2 separate regions of the Homo sapiens genome follow, and region 1 is linked to region 2. Evidence: chromatin loops called from intact Hi-C (ENCODE). Cell type or tissue: HepG2. All regions are shown on one strand. Links, peaks and the distances in the headings refer to the core of each region. The heading gives the core; the rest is flanking DNA.

What was found. Peaks named below come from ENCODE experiments on the same cell type or tissue, not always from the same donor. Only the 100,000 strongest peaks of a DNase experiment are listed, where the experiment ranks them.
Region 1: it touches region 2 in a loop (3-fold over the local background); 26 of 110 quality-filtered maps call a loop at or near these places.

The regions. Positions count from the first base shown.
Region 1 is chr20:5,800,929-5,808,928 of GRCh38, reverse strand. The region is part of intron 2 of SHLD1 (shieldin complex subunit 1); the gene reads right to left. Among named protein-coding and RNA genes, the nearest start is that of SHLD1, 55 kb to the right of the region's middle. In HepG2, for the core only: a CTCF peak has its summit at 2,305; DNase peaks (open chromatin) are centred at 2,278, 4,038 and 4,408; H3K4me3 peaks cover 259 bases.
Region 2 is chr20:5,924,505-5,940,330 of GRCh38, reverse strand. TRMT6 (tRNA methyltransferase 6 non-catalytic subunit) reads left to right here. Exons shown (of 11, transcript NM_015939.5): 11 at 1,605-3,103. The coding sequence ends at 1,796. It overlaps CHGB (chromogranin B), which reads right to left. Exons shown (of 5, transcript NM_001819.3): 5 at 14,978-15,359. The coding sequence ends at 15,282. It also overlaps the pseudogene KANK1P1. Among named protein-coding and RNA genes, the nearest start is that of TRMT6, 18 kb to the left of the region's middle. RefSeq lists silencers at 210-398, 6,334-6,383 and an enhancer at 15,322-15,826. In HepG2, for the core only: a CTCF peak has its summit at 6,346 (motif pointing right); a DNase peak (open chromatin) is centred at 6,340.

The DNA.
Region 1 (8,000 bases), core at 1-8,000, 130 kb after region 2:
TTAACTCCTAACCGATAATATTAACCCAACTAAACTGGCTTCTGTAACACTTTCACCATCTGTAAGAATGTTTCTTGTGCAAATAAAGGCGATCTTTTGTTACTTAGCCATTAAATTTCATTAAAATATTTTCTGCTTAAATCCACTAAATCACTAATATTCAAAATACAACAATATAGTTACCAAGTTTGACTCCATGAATGAGAATATTCATTCACCAAATGCATTAGATAAGCTGTGTAAGAGGAGATTCCCTGCAAGATTGTTTATGAGTAAAAACATGGGTCAATCTAAACATCCATCAATAGACATCTCGTTAAATAAACTATGATCCAATCATACAATGGGATACTATGCAGACAGTAAAAATATGAGAGAGCTACATGTACCAACATGGCAAGCTGCCTTATTATAGCAATAAGTGAAAAAAGGGCAAGATGCAAGATAATATTTTGGTAAAATTCCATTGGTATTTAGAAAAAAAGATATACGTGCTGTTTGTGTGTGTACAATATACACATGTACATATGTATGTATGTCTATCTATATTTATGTATATAGATCTGTAGGTGTGTATATGGAAGGATACACAAAAGTTATCTACAATAATTACTTCTGGGGAGAAGCATGAAGACCTAGGACTTTTACGTTTCTTTTTTTTTTGAGATGGAGTCTTGCTGGAGTGCAGTGGCGTGATCTTGACTCACTGCAACCTCTGTGTCCCAGGTTCAAGGGATTCTCCTGCCTCAGCCTCTCGAGTGGCTGGAATTACAGGTGTGTGCCACCATGCCCAGCTAATTTTTATATTTTTAGTAAAGACAGGGTCTCACAATGTTGGCCAAGCCGGTCTCGAACTCCTGGCCTCGCGATCTGCCCACCCTGGCCTCCCAAAGGGCTGGGATTACAGGCATGAGCCACCGCGCCCGCCCTTACATTTCATTTTATACTCTTTTGTACTGTTTATTTTTATAACGATTTTTTAAAAGAAAAGGATGATTAGTGCTTTATCATTAAAAATAGGCTAACCTTATCACAAGTGTCACAACAATGATACATATACCCACCTGGGGACCTTCCTCCAAAGACTAGTAGCAGTAAGTCTACAAAAAGAAGAGAGATTTCCTCTTTCTAGCTCATTGCTTGAAATCACTTCTGGTTTCTAGGGAGCATAAATTCTGAGGCTATATTCTCCAAAAGGAAGTCGAAGGGGTACCTCTTTTCCAACAATGTTAAAGTAATTCTAGGGTTAATGTTTTGCCAAACTGGGAGATTCCACAGAAATATGTCCCAGTGACTCAGGAGGCTGAGGTGGGAGATCACTTTAGCCTGGAAGTTTGCAACCAGCCTGGGCAACATGACGAGACCTCAACTCTACAAAAAAATGTAAAAACTTAGCCAAGCATGGTGGAACACACCTGTAGTCCCAGCTACACAGGAGACTGAGGCAGGAGGATGGCTTGAGCCCAGGAGTTCAAGGCTGCAGTGAGATATGATCGCATTATCAAAAGAGAGCAAGATCCCCAATTCAAAAAAAAGGAAAAAAGAGAAAGAGGAAGAAAGAGAGAGAAAGAAAAGAAGGAAAGAAGGAAGGAAAGGAAGGAAGGAAGAAGGAAGGAATGAAAAGAAAAGAAGGAAAAAATAAATAGTAACTTATGAAACTGCTTTGAAAACTGGGATGGGTATTACGAGGAATTTTCAGAAGTTAGGAATTTATACTACATTTTCAGGTTTATTTTTTTAATTAGGATGATATAATTGTGCCAATTTTGAATCACAATTTGAGCTAATCATACATAACCAAGAGCTGCCCTCAGCCCAGCACAAGAGAGGCGTACCAGGCAAAGGCCACCCAGGAGGGCAAAGCCCTGCAGGGCTCCAGCTGAAAGCAGTGGGCATGGGCCTGGCTCACAGCTACCAGCCAGCTGATTTCTAAGCCAGTGCATTGAGGAATAAAATGAGAATTCAAGGCCAAGATTGCAGGTACAGGTTACACGACCACTCACTCACTCTTCGGTGCTAAAATCAAGTCCTTCAGTGGAAATACATAATACATGGCATTCTAGTGGAGAGGGTGGTGACAGAGGGCTGGCAACCATCACTGCCACCACTCTGTTCACATCCCTTGGGTGCGGAGAAACAACAACACAGGATGTAAATAAGAAATGTTGGTATCTTAACTGATCAGTGCATCACGGGCAGCCAAGGTGGTTAACAAAGCCAACTCTCCCTTCATTCTGCAATGACATGGTGATGCTGAATCTCTCTGTCCATGGCCAGAAGCAGGCGCCACTGCCCTCAACAGCTCCTGGGACAACACTGCAGGCCTCTGTTCCACTTCTATCAAAATTCTATTGTTTTGTTTATTTTAGGTTAAGCCTAATTCCTTCAGAACTTGGGAGGTAGTTTATCAAAACTGCATGCCTGACTGGTAGGAGAGGAAATGAACACAAGGCATGTATTGCAGATAATCCACTTCCCCACAGTAATACAGGAAAATGATCAGTGCTTCAAAACCATCACAAAGGATGGGGTAAGTGATAGAGGGACGGGAGATAAGCAAATGTTCTAGTTTTCAAATGGAAGGAAGAAGACACGATCCACAAATCCATATACTGTGGACCAATAGCATGATGCGTAAGCAACAGTTTTAAAGTTTGTGGGTGGAGATTCTCACTTATGTCAGCTACTATGTGTCCACCCATCAGGTAGATATTATTGTCCCCATAAAACAGATAAAGAAACGCCAAGTAAAAAATTATAAAGCAGCCAGATGTGGTAGCTCACACCTATTATCCCAACATTTTGGGAGGCTGACGCAGGAGAATCACTTGAACCCAGGAGTTCTAAACTAGCCTGGGCAACAGAGCAAGGCCGCATCTCTAAAAAATATTTAAAAATTTAAATCAAAAAACATGTTTAAAGCGATAATGCCCTTCAAACCCCAAAGGCTGTGCTTTCTCCCCATTCAATAGAGAAATGGAGGTCACCAGACCCAGCCGTCACTCCTGCCATATTAAACACAAATTTAGGCCAGGCGCAGTGGCTCATGTCTATGATCCCAGCACTTTGGGAGGCCAAGGAGGGCGGATCACCTGAGGTTGGGAGTTTGAGACCAGCCTGGCCAAAATGGTGAAACCCTGTCTCTACCAAAAATACAAAAATTAGCTGGATGTGGTGGTGCACACCTGTAATCACAGCTACTCGGGAGACTGAGGCATGAGAATCATTTGAACCCAGGAGGCAGAGGTTGCAGTGAGCCGAGATTGCGCCACTGCACTCCAGCCTGGGAAACACAGCAAAACTCTGGCTCAAAAAGCAAAACAAAACAACACAACACACAAATTTAATCAACAGTTCAAGCATTTACATTCCTATTTTGTTGTCTGCCCCAAATAATTTACCTTTCCCTTTTTTAAGAAATTGAAAAGTGTACCACTTATAGAATGGCCTAATTTCATAATATAAACAAACAAAAAGGATTAGGGGTCTCACGCCTGTAATCTCAGCACTTCGGGAGGCTGAGGTGGGCGGATCACCTGAGGTCTGGAGTTCAAGACCAGCCTGACCAACACGGAGAAACTCTGTCTCTACTAAAAATACAAAATTAGCCAGGCATGGTGGCACATGCCTGTAATCCCAGCTACTTGGGAGGCTGAGGCAGGAGAATCACTTGAACCCAGAGGGCAGAGTTCGTGGCAAGCCGAGATCGCGCCACTGCACTCCAGCCTGGGCAACAAGAGCGAAACTCCATCTCAAAAACAACAGCAGCAAAGGATTAAGACTTTGATAAAGAAGATTAAGGAGGGGAAAACAGAATGTTACTGCAGCTTCATGACTGTTAGACCAAGAGTTGAGCATGAAGGCACAACCCTCCTAGGCCAAGATAGTATTATTCTCCTGGGAGACAAAAAGGGCATTTGGGGTTAGTATTGTAAACTCTTGTTTTTCCTTCAGCTGATCACTGTGGAATGCTGCCAGGCCTCCTGCTGCCTGGACTCCACCAAGATTTCCTGTTCAGGGCAAAGGCTTTATTTCGCCACCAGCACACAGTTCTGTGTTAGGTAAACAAAGTGCTGGAGTCTTTGAATATGTGGAATCTCTTGGGTTGATTTGCTTTCCCCCTTGCCTTCAAACACTTCAAGTTTTCAAAGTCAATAGGAAACATCTCATGCAAAATTGAACAAGAGGCTCCTTCTTCATGCAAACTTTTGTTTGATGCACAGGCATAACTTTCCATGCCAGTCCTGAAATGGAAAGTGGCACTGGCATTCATGATTAGGTGACAAAAATGAATGACGGCCACCTTCATCAAGTATGATTTCTGCAATGGAATTTTTAGAGCACATATTATGTTAGGCCATAACTGAAATGTTCTTGTACGGTCACATATCAAGTCAAAGATAATGAACGATCACAGGATGTGGCAAAACCTGAACAAACAAAATTAGCCTGCAGGTGCCACAAGGTCATGTAAAAAACACACAGGAGCTAGATTTTCTTGTTTGTTTTTTGGTTTTTTTTTCTAGTTTTTTTTTACACTATACTAATGTCTTACAGTAACTGTATATATATATATAGTTTTTTTTTGCGATATACAAATGTCTTACAGTAACTATATATATATACAAAGACCTATAGTAAGTTACTATATATATATAGTAAGTACGGCTCATTGCAACCTCTGCCTCCTGGGTTCAAATGATTCTCATACCTCAGCCTCCTAAGTAGCTAGGATTACAGGCATGTGCCACCACGCCCAGCTAATTTTTTTTGTATTTTTAGTAGAGATGAGGTTTTGTTATGTTGGCCAGGCTGGTCTCAAACTCCTGGCCTCAAGTGATCTGCCCGCCTCGGCATCTCAAAGTGCTAACATTACAGGTGTGAGCCACTGCGCCCGGCCATACAGTAATGATATTGATCTCGCCATAAGACTGGATAACTTCCTTAATGATCGAAGGGGCAGAAGACAGGCCCTCAACCTCCAAATAGCAAGTCCACACCACCTGCTCTTTCGTCATTCTTGTTTTGTTTTTTTTTTTTAATCTTTTTTATTTTTTTGAGACAGAGTCTCACTCTGTCATCAGGCTGGAGTGCAGTGGCGCGATCTCGGTTCACTGCAACCTCCACCTCCCAGCTTCAAGCGATTCTCCTGCCTTAGCCTTCTGAGTAGCTGGGACTACAGGTGTGTGCCACCACGCCCAGCTAATTTTTTTTTTATTTTTAGTAGAGATGGGCTTTCACCATGTTGACCAGGATGGTCTCGATCTCTTGACCTTGTGATCTGCCTGCTTCGGCCTCCCGAAGTGCTGGGATTACAGGTGTGAGCCACCGCGACTGGCCCTTGTTTTTTTTTAAATGTTAAATCTAATGCCTAGAATTCTGGAGACTCCCCTGAAGCCACAGGCTCCCACATTTGGGAGAGCTTTCATTCTTTCTATCAGATTTTCAAAAGGATCTACAGACTGGGCTTGGTGGCTCATGCCTATAATCCCAATGCTTTGGGAGGCTGAGACGGAAGGATCACTTGAGGCCAGGAGTTCAAGACCAGCCTGGGCAACATAGTGAGACCTTGTCTCTACAAAAGAATTTTTTTAAAAAATTAGCCAGGCATGGTGGTACTCATCTCAAGTCCCAGCTACCTGGGAGGCTGAGGTAGGTCTGCTAGAGCCCAGGAGTTCAAAGCTGCAGTGAGTTATGATCACGCCACTATACTCTAACCTGGGTAACAGAGCAAAACTTTGTCTCAAAGAAAATGAAAAAGAAAAAAAAAAGATCTGCAATCAAATAAGGTGAAGAACAAATGTGTTCACAAGGCCCCCTGGTCTTCAGGAATGCTGGATTGAAATACGGCCCCTCTTGAGTTGCTTATTGACTGTATATTAAAGGCAAGAATAAGCCCAGAACAGCGAGAAGGGAAGGCCGGGACTGGTAATCAAGCCAGATGGAAGCCAGAGCAAAATGGAACCCATTTAACACTTTGTCTTGGTCCTGGCCCTGCAGTGAGTGATGAAGAATTCTTGGTATAATCATTAAAAGAAAGCTCAAGAGGCCGGGCACAGTGGCTCACGCCAGTAATCTCAGCACTTTAGGAGACCAAGGTGGATGAATTGCTTGAGACACTGGGCAACGTGGCGCACATGTGTAGTCCCAGCTACCCAGGAGGCTGAGGTGGGAAGATCACCTGAGCCCAGGAGGTCTAGGCTGCAGTGAGCCATGATCACGCCACTGCACTCCAGCCTGAGCAACAGAGTGAGACCCTGTCAAAAAAATGAAAAGAAAAAGAAAAATAGAAAGGAAGAAAGGAAGGAAAGAAGAAAAGAAAAGACATGGATATAGCTTGGAGGAGAGGTGGTGATGACATCGATGGCTAACATGGATCAGACACTTACAAAGCACCAGGTACTGCTCTAACCACTTTGTAAGTATCACTGCATCTCATACTAACCCTAGTACCTTATGATGTACGTACTAGTATTATTCAAAGTTTCCAAATGAGGAAAGTGTGGCCCAGAAGGATTAAGAAGCTTGCCCAAAGTCACAGAGCTAGTGGGTAGCAGATCTGGCCCCAGGAAGTCTGACCCCTAACAGTGTCTCAAGAGACCCAATCCAGATAGAGGCCACCAACAGGAAAGCAGGGCCTGGAGGACCAAGGACATCCTTTCACAAAGCTGAGAAGGTGCAAAGAGCAAGCATGGTGGCTGGGTCAGGGAAATTGCAAGGAAAAATAAGCAGCAATACAAGGGAAGTTGGGATCTGGACATGCTTTTTCTTTGGATCCTGGCAGCTTCCTGGGCAGGAGAAATTCCTTAAAAGGCCCTCACAGGACTCTAACTTGTTTCCAAATCCAAACTTCTCTGTAAGATAGAATAATGGTATAATAATAACAATGATAATTTTTAAAAACAGTGTATGCATTTTTCCTGTGGTAAGTTTAGAACCATCATTCAATTCAATGAGTACCCACTGAGAACATCCAATGTAGCACACACAGTACTAGGCACAATGCTTTTGAACACGGAACTTTATAGTGGAGACTTATGTAACTTCCATAGCACATTAAAGATCAAATGTTAAGACATTTCCAAATGTTAAAATAGAGCACTCCTCCTAATTTTCCCATCTATGGGATACGGGGGGCGGGGGAATCAATCTCCCAGGTTATTCCTGTGAGAGTACTCTAATAAATTACTCTGTCTTTTGTACAGGGTCCTCTCCTCCCTGCTATATCTTCAGGAGCCACTCCCATCTTCCAGAGGAGCCCTGCCCTGTGCACACTTGAGCTGTGGCTTCTTCCTTCCAGTAGAGCCCATCTGTCCTGGCCTTTGAAGGAGTTAATCAAGCCATATGTCAAACATTTTCCATTCTCCCCTCTCCAGGCCACTGACAGGACTGCACGTCCTGGGGCCACGTAAGTAGTCCTGAGCAATGAACTGTGAGTAGGATACTTGATTCTCGTTCACTTCCAGGGCAGAGCATTCAACTGCCAATGAGAAGCCCTTCGGAGTTCTCTTTTTGCCTCTGTAAGGCAATAGCAACATTCAAGATGGTGGCTGGGCCAGGCATGGTGGCTCATGCCTATAATCGCAGCACTTTGGGAGGCGGAAGTGGGTGGATCGCTTGAGGTAAGGAGTTTGAGACTAGTCTGACCAACATGGTGAAACCCCGTCTCTACTAAAAATACAAAATTAGCTGGCCTGGTGGCACACGCCTGTAATCCCAGCTACTTGGGAGGCTGAGGCAGGAGAATGGCTTGAACCTGGGAGATGGAGGTTGCAGTGAGCCAAGATCGCACCACTGCACTCCAGCCTGGGTGATAAGAGAGAAACTCTGTCTCAAAAAGAAAAAAAAAAAAAAAAAGATGGTGGCTGTTAGGTCCCTAAACAACTAGCCCTCTGACAGTCCAAATGAGCATGAATGAGAAATAGTCTATAGTTTTTTAAACAACTTCAATTTGGGAGTTGTTACCACAGCATAATTTAGCCTTTCCTGATGCACAGCCT
Region 2 (15,826 bases), core at 2,518-10,517:
GATTTACTGGTGGGCTCTGTGTCAGTTCAGGTCTTCTGGAAGACATATGCTAAGATGGAAGTTGAAGTGTAAGAGATTTATTGAGGGAAATGCCTTAGAAAGATAAGGGGAGAGGGAGCAAGATTGGTGGTGCAGGTTGATGCCTGGGCAAGGAGCGGGTAGAGAAAGGAGGATGGTAGGAAGAGCCTGCAGTGCTGCTCTGGAGAAAGTCTCCATGAGGCTGATGGCGAGCCCAAGTGGAAAGATCGCCATTCAAGGAGCCCTGTGTTAAGCAGAAATGCTCCAGCTCTGGTACCCATGCTCAGTTACTGACTGGAAGCAACCCATGGCCTCCCTCGGTATGAATGCTGCAGTGGATCCCAAAGGAGCGGCAGCTGGAGGTGTTCTACTGCCTGAATGCCTCTCAGCTGTTCCCTCATGAAGGGAGATCTGAGGGGAGCACCTCCATGCTGCCGTAGGCCCCGTCTCATTGCTTGGTGTCTTACCATACTGTAGTGGGGATGCTATTGAGCCTTGGGTAACCCTGCCCTTTGTGGAGGTTGTCTGTCTTGGCTAAGGTTACAGGAGAAAGAGGAGAGAAGTTGCCTTGGCAGAGTTAACAGGGTAGCGGGGAAGGGAGGTTTGGAGTGTAGTACATTCAGTAGCAACTTCTCCATAGACCCAAGCTCCATTATTGGCCATGAAGCTTCCTGAAGCCAGGAGAAAGAAAGCTATATGCACAGTTCTAGAGTACTGCCAAGACCATTACCCATTCTCCGCCAGAAACATGCTTCAGTTTCTAGATAAACCTGGGCTGAACTGAAAACTGCTTCAGTTCTTTTTCTTCTCTTTTTTTTTTTTTTTTCATTTTTGAGACAGAGTCTCGCTCTGTCGCCCAGGTGGGGTGCAGTGGCGCGATCTTGGCTCACTGCAACCTCTGCCTCCCGGGTTCAAGCAATTCTCCTGCCTCAGCCTCCCGAGTAGCTGGCATTACAGCTGTGTGCCACCACGCCTGGCTAATTTTTGTATTTTTAGTAGAGATGGGGTTTCACCATGTTAGCCAGGCTGATCTCAAACTCCTGACCTTGTGATCCACCTGCCTCAGCATCCCAAAGTGCTGGGATTACAGGCGTGAGCCACCATTCCCGGCCAGTTTTATTTTTCAAAAGAAAATCAATTAAACCAATTTCTACACTTTTCTTTGCATTGTAATGTGAAGAAATTAGTCCTTAGAAGTTGGTCCATTTAAAGCCTGGTGCCGTGGCTCGTATCTGTAATCCCAGCACTTTGGAAAGCCAAAGTGGGAGGTTCACTTGAGGCCAGGAGTTCGAGGTTACAGTGAGCCAAAATCTCACTACTGCACTCCAGCCTGAGGAACAGTGAGACCCTGCCTCTTAAAAAGAAAGAGAGAGAGAGAAAGGAAGGAAGGGAGGGAGGAAGGAAGGGAAGGAAGGAAGGAAGGGAGAGAGGGAGGGAGGGAGGGAAAAGAAAAGAAAGAAAAAAAAATGTCCATTTAAATCATCAAGAGAACCTGTGTTGTTTAAATTCTGATTTTTGGTATATGTGTTGTTAGCATGGACTTTATTGTCTTAGGAAAGCATGAATGTCTTTTCTGTCTTGATTAGGTTTTGCCAGATCGAAGTCATCCTAAACTGCTGATGAGTGGAGGTGGGGGTTATCTTCTCTCCGGCTTCACCGTTGCCATGGACAACCTTAAAGCAGACACCAGCCTCAAATCTAATGCAAGCACTTTAGAATCACACGAGACTGAGGAGCCTGCAGCTAAAAAACGAAAATGCCCAGAGTCTGACTCTTAACCCTTTTGAGAATTGCTCTGAATTTTGTTCTCAGGCATTATACAGTTAGTAATTAAACTTTAAATGCCATTACTACTTGTTTTTTCATATCCCAAGAATAAGAACATGTCTATGTACCCGTTTCTAGGAAGGAGGAGTATATGCCTTTTGTCTATTTCTGACACAGATGCATTTGGTCTGTCAAAACTGCAACCATGGGGTATGTAGTATGACCAACTGCATTTAACAAAACTCCTCTAAGTACTTCTAAATATTCTGTGCAAATATCTTGAGAACTTCAACATCCTAAAAATGTGTTTCTACAAGACTTTATATTTTAAGCTAAGTGGAATAATACAACGTAACTAAAACATGGCGGGTACCGAAAGGAGGGCAATTCATGGAAGAAATTTCCTCTGTTCATTCCGTTCTCTTCAACCTAAGCAATATGGATGTGTGAGTGTGTGATTTATTATGGTACCAAAAATGTCCACCTTCTTTCCTGCAGCGGAATAAGCTTTTTTGAAATGCTGAGGTTTTATTTTAATAGTTGACAACCTGGGAAAGTTCTGAGTATTTATTTTACTGCTCTTTTTTGTGCATAGAAAGGTTTAGTAGGGTACTTTTTTGCATTAATTTGCCAATACTCTTATTCTTTGTTCTAAATAAAGTGACTAGAATTTTTGTGTACTATTCAATTAAAGGAAACAAATGTCTTTTCCCCCTCTATGGTCTTATGGATACACATTTGCACACACACACATATGTATATAGATGTTGGTATATATACACACATATATTTATATATACACAGATATATACATACACATGCAAGTGGAGACATAGATTGTACCACCTGTATGAATATGTATGTACACATGGGGACAGAAAGAGTGTGCAGTCTATTTGAACTGTATCAAAGTCTTGTGCAGGACTTAGACCAATTCTCATTGTATTAGTGTCATTCCTTGTCAAATGTCCCTAAAGTGCCTTTCTTGATTATTAATGCTGAAGAACTCTGTCATGATTAGATGGTTACCCTTTCTAAGCTCTGAAAAACTCTAATCATTTGATCATGTGCTGTAGCAAAGAAAGTGTTTAGAATCAGCCAAGGCTCTTGTTCATTTGAGAGATTGAGTCTTGCTCACTGGAACATGGTCATCGTTTGCGTTGCTCCTGTCATAGAATAGGCCTGTATCATACAGCAAGGAACATCTCAGAAAAAAAATTTTTTTTCCAAATAGCATGTGCTATGCCAATGTGATTACTAAGTACAATTTTGAGTCCTTTATCCTAATTGCTATTAAAGAATAAAAATGTCGGCCGGGCACAGTGGCTCATGCCTGTAATCCCAACACTTTGGGAGGCCCAGGCAGGCGGATCACCTGAGGTCAGGGGTTCAAGATCAGCCTGACAAACATGTTGAAACCCCATCTCTACTAAAAATTAGAAAATTAGCCATGCGTGGTGGCTAACGCCTGTAATCCCAGCTACTTGGGAGGCTGAGGCAGGAGAACCGCTTGAACCCGGGAGGCAGAGGTTGCAGTGAGCCGACATCACGCCATTGCACTCCAGCCTGGGCGACGAGTGAAACTGTCTCAAAAAATAAATAAAAATGAAAATGTTTCCTACTGTGATTCTTCTAACAGTGATGCAGTCAGTGATGTCCTGTGGGCTTTCGGCCGATTGTGACGTGGTCTGTCTATTGTAGAGGACATGCCTGGATTGGCACCTCACGGAGTGTGTTGCAAGCTGGTGTCACACACACATGTAGCTAATCAAGTTTGGACAAGGAGAACAGAAAACTGCATAGATTAGAATCAGTAGTGGCTGGTCTCCTGGTTACTGGTTTGCAAGTTGCATTCCGTTCCCTAAATCTTTTCTCTTGAGTTTCTTGAGCAAGGGGTCTGGGGTCTGAGCTACCAAGGCCCTGCATGCTCATGTTACCTTGTGAACTCATCTTACCAATGCCAACAGCATAAGTTAATCTGTATTTTTTTTTTTTCTCATTCATATAGTTTACTTAATCTGCGTACAGATGATTGAATTCTGTGGTTTGCAAACTTAGCATTGGAAAACTTAGATTCCCCTGGAGGGCTTGGTAAGCAGAGGCCACTGGGCCCTCCACCCCACAGAATAAGATTTCAGTACTTCTGGAGTGGTACAGAGCATTTGCATTTCAAGTAGTTTCCAGGTGATATTGGTGCTGTTGGTCCAGGAACCGCCCACTGGGAACCACGACTGTGTGCATGCACATCATGGGTACAGCTAAATACAGGATGTTTTTGTCTTGTGTTTAAAATGGACATTCACCTTTGGAGCAGATGAACGGATAATTTTATGATTTTTGGACATCCAGCCACCAGAGGAGTTATGTAGAATAGCACTTTAATGAATGGCAATCAAGAAGTCAAAGACAAAAATCATTCTGTAACATCCATCCTGTTCCTCCACTGGACTAGGGTACTTGGCAATATAGCATGGCACCCATTACAGGGCATTTTTTAGCTTAAAGGTACACTCAAATTGTATGAAGCAAATACTGAGCAATCATTCATGCATTGGTTGTATATTGAAAAGCCAAAAATAGCCTTTTCTCAATACATAGTGAAGCTTTGGGAAAAAAAAATGGAGTGTTTGCATGTTGTTTTAAAGTGTTGGTTGTAAGTATTGCAAGAACAGTACTAAATACTAAAACGCATGTCCTAAAAATCCATGATCAGGATTCACTTTATCCTGATTTTGTAATGCCTTTAAGTGCAGTGCTAGAAAGGAACAGAGTGTATCTAATAACTTGAAATATGATGTTGCCTCTAGGCTAGTATTAATTTTTGTAAAAAGGATTATAATTTTCCTTGAACTTAACTATGTAGCACAGGTCAGATGGTGAGAGAGGTAAGTCCCTGAATAGCTACTTAAAAAGCAACCAGTAACCTTTCAACTACCGTATTAACCTTTACTAGGCACCCACAGCTATCTGAGTTTTTATGAGAAAGGGCAAGATCTTTGAAGCATAGGAAATGAATATCATACTCTACCCACTCCTTTTGGAAGGCCCTTTTTACAGTTCTATTAATAACCTGGGGCTTTTTTGTTTTTGTTTTTTTTTTTTTTTACTCTTAGCTGAGATATCATTAAAACAAGACTGGAAAGATTTTGACATTTCATTTTTGCTTTGACAGGTAACAAGGTGCTGTGGATATTTTGTTTTGAAAGAGGGGTAGGTCAATCTGTTGGATGTTTGGTCTACATAGTGTTATAATTCTAAGCCAACAAACTTTAAAGAGTGGAGAAATTAATCCAGGGGAAATGATAGCAGGCATTCTTTTGCCTTTTGGGAATACTTTTCCTTAATCAAATGCTTAGGTGGGTAGTGACCTCTCAGTGCTCTCCTGTCACCTGTGAGTGACACAAAATAGGAGCTATAAACTAGATTAAATTAAATTAAATAATTATATAGACCAGACTTGGTGGCTCACACCTGTAATCCCAGCCCTTTGGGAGACCAAGGAGGGTGGCTCACTTGAGGTCAGGAGTTTGAGACCAGCCTGGCCAACATGGTGAAACCCCTTCTCTACTAAAAATACAAAAATTAGCTGGGTGTGGTGGCGGCACCTGTAATCCCAGCTAGTTGGGAGGCTGAGGCAGGAGAATCACTTGAACCTAGGAGGCAGAGGTTGCAGTGAGCTGAGATCACACCACTGCACTCCAGCCTGGGCATCAGAGTGAGACTCTGTCATTCATAAATAAATAAATAAAGTCATATGGTGACAGATTCAAGAAAGGAGATAAAAATAAGAAAGAATATGATTAATTTAAATCAGCGGGCAGCAAATCTGGCCCACTACAAGTTTTTTGTATGGCCTGTAACGAAAGATTTTTACATTTTTAAGTGGTTGAAGCGGAAAAGTAAAAAAAATAAAAATAAAAAATAAAATAAATTTGTGACATGGGAAAATTACATGAAATTCAAACTGAAGTTTTATTGGAACGCAGCCACTCTCAATTTGTTTATGTATTGTCAATGGCTGCTTTCACACTGTGGCAAAGTTGAATAATTGTGATAGAGCCCATATGGTCTCAAAGCCTAAAATACACGCTCTCTGGGCCTTTGTGAAAAACTTTGCTGATCACTGATTTCAGTGGCGTGATGAGACGGATTGTGGCACTGGTGGAAACGGGAGAGCAGCCCTTTGGAGCAGCCACAGTGGGAAGCAGGTTTGGTGTGGGCAGCAAGCAACAATGGACAGTAGTGTGACATCCAGAGCTCCTTCTCGGTCCGCTGGACCTATCAGCAGTGTCTGACACCGTCCATCCCTCTCCTTGCCAGGCTTTTCCTCCCTTGGCTTCTAGAACACCACTCTCTCCTGGTTTCCCTCCTACCTCTCCAGCCTTTCTTTCTGTATCTCTCTTACTGGTTCTTCCTCATCTCTGAAACTTCTAAACATTGGCATGCCTCAGGGCTCAGCACTTGCACTTCTTCCTTTTCTTGTCTACACTAACTCCCTAGGGTGTTTGGAGGATTTGGGGACTGATCAAAGAGAAAGACATGACCATGAGATGGCAGCAGCACACACATATTTTATTGGTGATGGTGACACTCTGACAGGTTTGCATAGGGGTAGGGGGATGTCCCTTAGAGCAAGAGTCTGTGCAAAGAGCACACACTACAGGTGTTGCTACTCAGAAGGAGAGGAGGAAAGGCAAGGATACCCCCGAGGGAGGGGAGAGTCAGAAACAAGGCTTATGTGTCTAGGTGGTGTTGCACAGCAGTACAGAGGGGAGTCTCTGGGTCAGAGAGCTCCGAAGGACAGGGACGGCTTGAGGTTTGTGTTTTTGTTTTTGGCTTTATTTTTCTGAGACAGGGTCTCACTCTGTCACCCAGGCTGGAGAGCAGTGGCATGATCTCAGTTCACTGCAACCTCCACCTCCCAGGCTCAAGTGATCCTCCCACCTCAGCCTCCCAAGTAGCTGGGACTACAGGCGCATGCCACCACATATAGCTAATTTTTGTATTTTTAGTAGAGACAGGGTTTCATTACATTGCCCAGGCTGGTCTTGAACTCCTGAGCTCAAGCGATCTGCCTGCCTCGGCCTCCCAAAGTGCTGGGATTAACATCGCACTTAAGGTCTTATAACCACAAGGCTCTATGTTATCAATGGCCAACAGATGCTGGGTATAGTTTCACCGGGTATGTACCAGCAAGGCCCTGAATGGCTAAAAATTGGCATAAAATTTGTTTAAAATAATTGGATGTGTAAAAATTTGAGTTTGGCTTCTGCAGTAATCAGTGTCAGCCTGCAATGAAGAAATAAACAATCTATGAGCCAATAAACAGAGGCCATCTTTCACTCATTTATATAACTCTAGGTGATCTCACCCAGTTTTAAGGCTTTAAATACCGTCTCTATGATGATGACTCCCACATGCAGTCTTCAACACAGGCCTTTTCCTCCAGCACTGGCTCATATACCCAGCTCAACACCTCTGCTGGGTATCTATTCACGTCTCAAACTTAACAAGTTCAAATCTGAGCTCCCCATCTCTACCCTTCCAAACCAGTCCCTCCTGCAGTCTCCCCATCTGTTTTCCCAGATGCTCAGGCCTAAAGCCTTGGTATTCTCCTCTCATTCCCTCATGCCACACCAAAACCAGCAGCCCTACGTGTCAGCTCTGTCTCCAGAATAGATCTAGAATTCTACCACTTCTCCCCATTCCCAGTGCCACCACCTTGGACCCTGCCATCACAATGACCCACCAGGGTCATTACAGTGCCCTCCTTATTGGTTTCTGTGTTTCTGCCTTCACTTCCCCTACAGCCATCACTCAACCCAGCAGCCAGTGTTGTTATAAACATAAAGCAAATCCTATCAGTCATCCGTTGAGAACTCTCCAATTGTAAAACAAAAGTCCTTACCAGGACCTACAGAGAGCCCTGCGTGACCTGGCCCCTGCTGCCTCTCTAAGCTCACCTCCTACGACAGTCTCCCACTCTGGCCTCTTGTTCTTCTTCAAACATGCCAAACACATTCCTGACCCAGGGCCTTTGCACCTACTATTCCCTCTGCCTGAAATGTCCTTGCCCCAGGTGTCCACATGGCTCACACCCTTTCTTTAGGTCTTTCATCAACAGATACTTTCTCAGTGAAGCCTGTCATATATGTGAGTGTCAGGATCCTGGACTGCAGAATTGTAATTACTGCAATTAATTAATTATTTCAGCACCTGAAATCTCCTGATTATATTATGTGTTTGTTGTTCGTTTGTTTGTTTTGAGACAGAGTTTCGCTCTTGTTGCCTAGGCTGGAGTGCAGTGGCACGATCTCAGCTCACTGCAACCTCCATCTCCTGGGTTCAAGTGATTCTCCTGCCTCAGCCTCCCGAGTAGCTGGGATTAGAGGCAACTGCCACTACACCCAGCTATTTTTTTGTATTTTTAGTAGAGTAGAGTTTCACCATGTTGACCAGGCTGATCTCCAACTCCCGACCTCAGGTGATCTGCCTGCCTCGACCTCCCAAAGTGCTGGGATTACAGGGGTGAACCACCCACCCGGCCTCCTGATTATACTATGTTTTACAGTGGCATGGTGTGTATTTTCATTTTGTAATAATAGGACCCTTTCTTTCCTCCTGTCCCAGCTCTGTGTTATAACTCCTTCTCGATAAACTTGTCATGATATTATAAATCATGACAATATATTCAAATAAGAAAATAAATCTAAAAGTTAAATTACAGGTGGCTGCATCTGCACACAGATTTGGAGGATGGGGCACTGAGGCCATTGTTTCTCATTGTATTAGATACCTAGGGCTGCCATAACAATGTGCCACAAGCTGAGTGGCTTAAAACAACAGAAAAGTATTCTATTGCATATCTGGAGGCCAGAAGTCTGAAACTGAATTGTTGGCAGAGGCAGTGTTCCCTCTGACAGTTCTAGGGCAGAATCCTTCCTTGACCGTACCAGAAAAATCTGGTAACCCAGGCATTTCTTGGCTTGAAGAGGCATAGCTCCAGTCTCTGCCTCTGTCTCCACATGGTATTCTCCTCTGTGTGTGTGTTTGTCTCTGAATTTCCGTCTTCTTGTAAGGACACCAATAATACTAGAAACTCTAATGACCCCATCTTAACTGCGGAGACCTGATTTCCAAATAAGGTCACATTCATGGGTGCCAGTGGTTAAGACTTCTTCATTTTGGGGACAAAATTCAACCCATAATCCTCATTTATAAGCCTTTCAGGACTACTTAATGTTTTTACAATGGACATAAATTATTTTGATTAAAAGTGGGAAAAACAGTGGACTAGATTGTTCTTCACTTCTTCCTGAAGAAATGGTGACATCCCCAAGATCCTAATTGTACCGTCTGAGCAGCACGTATTGGGTGGGATTCTCTTGGATGTCTCCTTCATCTTTGATAGACCATCTACACCTTCACGTTTCCCTCCCCTGGGGTGTTTGCAAACTAAAATGAAAAGATGTACTAATGTGCAGAACCTCAACAAGGCAGATGCCAGGGGGAAGCTGGGGGGTGCCATATGCATTGCACTCTAGCTTCCAGCAGCTTTCCTCGTGAGCAGTGCCCAGTGTGTGAGTGTGTGTGTGTGTGTGTGAGATTTGCCAGGCTGGCATTTGGTGTATTGCTGGGTTTTATTTTCTCTCCTATAGACAGTAAATCATTTTTCACCTTGGGCCCCTGAATCTCTCTTTAGGAAAGGATTTTGTTTTCTGCTGGGCTGTGATAGGAAAAAAGGAAGAGACATTGTACTCTGTGCATGTGAGTACATGCTGAGCATTTCCCAGTATCTTGTATCAGGATATATTAAGACAAGGGGTTGCAAGTGCAGGTATACTATTTGGCATAATATAAGCCTTGACTTTGGATAGTTTCTTAGGTCAGGGTCCCCCAGGAGCAAACCCTGAGACAAGTATTTGAAAACAAGCAGTTTATATGAGAGATGATCCCAGGAAACACCAGCAGGGTCACCAGTGGGCAGTGGAAAAGGTAAAGGCAGCCAATAAAGGCTGCATTATTGGGCAGGTCACTGCTGTGGCACCTGGGGCATGATCCACAGAGGAAGTCTGGGAGGCAGTGCAGAATATGTGCCTCAGTGTCTCTCCACCTGAGGGGGGTGGGTGCTGGCCTGCTTTATTATGGGTTGAATTGTGTCCCCAGAAAAAAAACATGTTGAAGTCCCAACCCCTAATACATGTAAATGTGACCTGACTTGAAAATAGGGTGGTTGCAGATGTAATTAGTTAAGATGAGGTCATACTGGAGTAGGATGGGTCCTTAATTCAATATGACTGGTGTCCTGATGAAGAACACCATGTTAACAGACAGACTCACAGGGAGAGAGTGCCCATGTGCAGACAGAGGTGGCAGTGGGAGCTCTGCTGCCACAAGCCAAGGAAGGCCTGGAAGAAGCAAGGAATGAAGAAGCAAGGATGAAGCAAGAAACCAGGAAGAAGCAAGGAATGATCCTCCTCTACAGGCTTTGAAGGGAGCATGGCCTTGCCAGCACCTTGATTTTGGACTTCTGGCCTCCAAAACTGTAAGAGAATAAATTTCTCTTGTTTTAAGCCATCCGTTTTGTGGTGATTTGTTATGGCAGCCCCAGAAAACTAGTATGGTATGTATTTACCAACCCCCCTTGTCCACTATAAGAGCTACCTCCTCCAGCAGCCTTCCCCTCCTCACACCCCCATCACTGCCCTTTACAAACAGGCAGTCACAATCCCATGGCCAGAAAAAAAAAAAAATGCAGGCAGAGAGATAGCAAGAAACCTTCTAGAAGTGTGTGTCCAGGTTTAGAAAAATTTGCCATCAGATTTATAGCACTGATGGGCTCCCCATATGACAAAGCAGCAATGCTCCTGGAAAAGTATGTCACAGAGAGTTCATCTAAAAAGAATCTGGTTAAGTAGCACAGGCAATTCTTGACTTAGCCAAGAGGAGGAGAACCAGGTCTTCCTTGATGGATAAAAGTCCTACGTGATTTTAAGTCTTATTTTTGCCTCTGCTGGGGCTCGGCCCACACCATCCCAAAATATGACTGGAGGAGACCACAATGTGCCACCCAAAAATATACCTCTTTGGCATATTTCGAGCTGATTATTCAGAGAAACTACAGACACAGGAATGGCTCTAAAAAGCTGTCCTTTTTACAAGGAAATGTACATCTAGAAAGGAAATCTACATTAGTAAAGTATCTGTATCAGGAAGAAGGCTGCTCAGAGGTAGGGATCTCAGAAGGAAAGCTGGTCAGCAGCCAGGATGCCTTCCCCGCTCAGGAAAGGACATGGTCTCTAGTGAACCTGACAGACAACCAGATGGCCGCTGGCCTCCATATGCACAAACAATGAAAGTACACTGGAGCCCATTATGAAGAAGAAAGATGGTAACAAAGATTCAAATGGCATGAAAAAGAATCTTCAGTTTGTTGGCATTAATGGAGGTTATGCAACAACTTCAAGTGATGATTTTCACACAGATGAAAGCTCTTCTTCTGAGTCAGATGACGAGTGTGATGTCATTGAGTGTCATTGAGTAGTATCCTCTTGAAGAAGACGAGGATGAAGACACTTGGGGAATGGCCAAAGGGCACCATGCCATTAACATTGAAGGTTTCAAGTTGGCCAGGGTGGAAGATGAAATGCAGTTTCAAGAACGTGAACCTGAGAAGGTGAAAATCAGAGGGAGGTATAAATTAAGTGAAAAAATGTTGTCTGCTTGCAACTTACTGAAAAATAATATAAATGACCCCAAAGCTGTGACCAGCAAAGATATGAGGTTCTGTCTGAACACCCTCCAGCACAAGGGGTTCTGCGTGTCCAGTCAGAAGTTAGCCATTGCAGCCACCCTGGGAGACTACAGAGCTGCTTTTGAGGCTACCTCCCTGGATGCCCTCTACTAGGTCATCAACTTGGCAGATGGCAACAGCAACACAGCCCTCCATTACAGCATGTCCCACTCCAATTTTGAGATTGTGAAGCTGCTGTTGGACACCCACATGTGTAACGTGGATCACCAGAACAAGGGGCTATACCTTCATCATGCTGGCGGCCCTCGCAGCTGCGGAAGCAGAGGACATGCAGGTTGGGGAAGAACTCTGGCTGAAAGGTGAGCCTCAAAGCCAGTCAGCTGGGGCAGATGGCCCTCATGCTGCAGTCAGTTACTGTGCAGATCGGCATGGTGTATGGTCTGCCGGCCTGTGGGGCTCAGGTCAACCTCCAGGACGACAAGGGCTCCATGGTCCTCATTGTGCCAGCAAGCACGGGCACATGGAGATCATCAAGCTGCTGCTGGCCCAGCTGGGCTGCAACGTCCACCTGCAGGACAATGATGGCAGCACCATGCTCTCGATCGCCCTGGAAGTGGGGCACAAGGGCATCACTGTTCTTCTGTATGCCCACATCAGCTTTGCAAAAGCTCAGTCTCCGGGCACCCCTAGGCTTGGAATGAAGCCACAGAGTTTCATTTGATTGATTGTATGCAAATAGCCCTCCATTTTAATGCCACCATTAAGCTGCCAACTGTGCCTGTTGGAATGACAGACACTGAATGTATATGCATTGTGCCTGAGCTCACCAGCAAACAGAAGCATAAAGCCCAGGGCTAAAGACTGAAGCTTTCACAGTGCAGAGACTGCCAGCCTGGGCACACATGCCTCCTTTCTGGCCATCTTCTGTCTGCGTACGGTGCACTTTAACCTACTCTGTGTTGCTGTTGAGTCTCTGCTCTGTTATGTACAGCCATAGGGAATTGTGACCTGACCTGACCTGAATGGGCACCTTCTATTCCGTCTCTCCACTCCCAGACCACCACCACAGAGAAGTGTCAGGTTCTCATTGGCATCACGTTTTAAAATTTTTCCACAAATATTTATATTTACCAAATGTGGCACCATTAGAAAGCTCTTCCAAAATTCCATCCCAGCACAGTTTTGTTGATTTTTCTTGTATTATTTTAAAGTAAGAAAGTTGATCATCAGTAACTTCAGTCTGGGCTAGATAGAACTCTCAAAAACTATGAAACTTACAAAAGAAAATATTTTCATTTGGTTTCATCTAGGTAGATGTAAATATGACTTTTTTAAAAAAAAAGAGTATATGAAATTGGCACAGTATTTTCAACTTTTATATTTCATACTAATTAAAGACATGAAGAACTACATGTAACATTATCATATTTTTGTTAATAATTGCACAATTCTGTATCTAATGATAAAGGTTGAATTGTGTTAGAGGAATTGGCTATGTATTTGCCTCTAGAGAAATATAGTGTAGTTCTCTGTATTTATGGATTCCTTTATACTGTGTCACATTTACTTTGGTCCTACATGTATTTAAATATTTGAAGTGCCTTAGACTTTTGCCATATTTTCAAAATAAAATTTCATTAAGCTTTTAAAAAAAAAAAAAAAAGAAGGCTGCTGGATCACTTTGATTACCTGAGAGATTTTATCTGCATAACAACACAACCTTTATTTATCATACAATTCCTCCTGCTACCTTCCCATAACTGTGTCCCCCAGGAACCCCAAGCCCCCTATTCTCTTCTGTAGCTCAGGATGCTATAAAAACTTCAATCATCTGGCCCTTCTGAGTCTTCTATTGTGTGGGACTCCTGGGCCTATGCATGTAATTAAAATGTTTTTTTCTCCTGTTAATCTGCCTACGGTCAGTTTATTCCATAGACTTAATTATCCAACCTTCAGAGAGTAAAGAGAAGGTCTTACTCTCTTCTGCACCACCTTCCAGAGAATAACTCTTTACCAAAACTGTGAAAACAGTAGAAATCAACCAAGTAGAAGCCACCAAGGGTGAGGAATTAAATGACAGGTAAAAAAAGGGAGAAGGGGAATTGTCCAACTGTATTGTCCTAAGAAGCTGCAAGAATGATTACGGCAGCAGCTAACACTTCCTATGCCGTTGATATACACCAGGCACTGCTCTGTTTTGCATCAACTCTATCATCCTTGTAACAACTCAATGAGACAAATATCTTATTTCATTGATGATCTTGAGGTTCAGAGAGGAAAAGTAACTTGCCCAAAGTCAGAGCTACTTAGTAACAGAGTCAGCAGAGTAAAAGCTCTACCTTTTTTTTTCTTTTTGAGACAGGACCTTACTCTGTCACCTAGGCTGGAGTGCAGTGGCACGATCTCGGCTCAATGCAGCCTCAACTTCCAGGGCTCAAGTGATCCTCCCGCCTTGGCCTCCTGAGTAGGGAGGGACTATAGGCGCACAACACCATGCCTGGCTAATTTTTAAATTTTTTGTAGAGACGGGGTTTCGCCATGTTGCCCAGGCTGGTCTCAAACTCCTGAGCTCAAGCAAACCACCTGCCTTGGCCTCCCAAAGTGCTGAGATTACAAGTGTGAGCCACCATGCCTAGCCTCTCTCTCTCTCTCTCTCTCTCTCTCTCTCTATATATATATATATATATATGTATATATATATATATATATATATATATATATATTTTTTTTTTTTTTTTTTTTTTTTTTCTGAGAGAGTCTCGCCCTGCCACCCAGGCTGGAGTGCAATGCCTGATCTGCGCTCACTGCAACCCAAGTAGCTGGGATTACAGGTGCCCGCCACCATGCCCAGCTTTTTTTTTTTGTATCTTTATTAGAGATGGGGTTTCACCATGTTGGCCAGGCTGGTCTCAAACTCCTGACCTCGTGATCTGTCTGCCTGGGCCTCCCAAAGTGCTAGGATTACAACTGTAAGCCACCGCACCCAGCTGCCTCTATCTTCTTAAGGAGTAGAAATCAGACAAGATCTGAGGGGCCAGGGATCTGTCTTGACAATCCAGATGTTTTCACTCCCACCCCGGAATTCTTCCCATTATCCAAGCTTTCTTCTCAGCCCTGAAAAATGAACTTTGGCTGGCTACTTGTAGAGCTCTTTAGATAAAGGAATTTTTAAAGTAATATCTTATGATTGTTTTTGAAACAGGTTCTTCAAGCCCCTGTAATCTCTCTCAGCATGGGGGAGTAGATGTCTTTTTCTAATCTATTTCTCTTTATATCCTGCACATTACTTCAAAAGGTTTGCTTTTTTATTCTATTATGCATCCAAAACCCAACAAATCCTAGGGCCATCTTTTGCAATTTACTTCAAAGAATAGATTTGAAAAGTCACACACCTCTCTCTTTGCCCAAAAGAAGCTGAGAACAATGAAGCTTTTGGTCTCAGGTGAATCTTTTATTATTTCCAACTGAGACAAACATTTTTCCAAAGACAGTAGCACAGTCATTGTCATAAGCATGTTAATATGTCTATTTTGCAGAAAAGAATATGCTACAAGTCATGCAATTCACATTTTCAATAGCATTCTGACAGAAATTAAAGACAATTCCAATTGTGTCAAACATTTAATGAATAGTAAGTTCTACTTTCTGCCCTTGGGTAGATAAATGGTGTCTTTCAGTGAAGTGGTGAAAAACAGATCATGTGATGGCTGCTTCTTAACAGTGCCCACCGCTCCAATGACAGTCAGCCCCTTTGGCTGAATTTCTCAGCTATCTTCTGTAGTTCCAAATCCATTGCAGCCAAGTTTTCGAGTTCTTTTTTCTGGAAAATACAGAAAAGTGGAGGCATGAGGTCCCGAACCAATTTCTTTTGCTGTAGTTTGATGGAGCATGAGTGCAAAGGGGAATTTTAGGCATGTTAGAAGCTGCATTAGTCAACCTACCTCAGTAACTCTCAAAGTGTGGTCCCCTGACCAGTGGCATCAGCCAGGAACTTGTCAGAAATGCAGATATTGGGGTCTCACTTGGGACCTACTAAATGAGGAACTCTGGGGGCTAGGAATCCCTCATGATCCTAATGTACATTCAACTTTGAGAAGCACCAACCTACATAATCAATATTAGGAAAAAAAACATTGTTTGGGTAGGTTCAGCTCCAGTAGTGTTACCTCTCCCAGATACAAATTTCTGATGGCAGTAGGGCATGAAATAATAAAGATAGCAAACTAAATAGGCAAGCAAGTAAACTTCTCTATCACCTATTCTCCCTGCCTCAGGGAGAGAGTGATG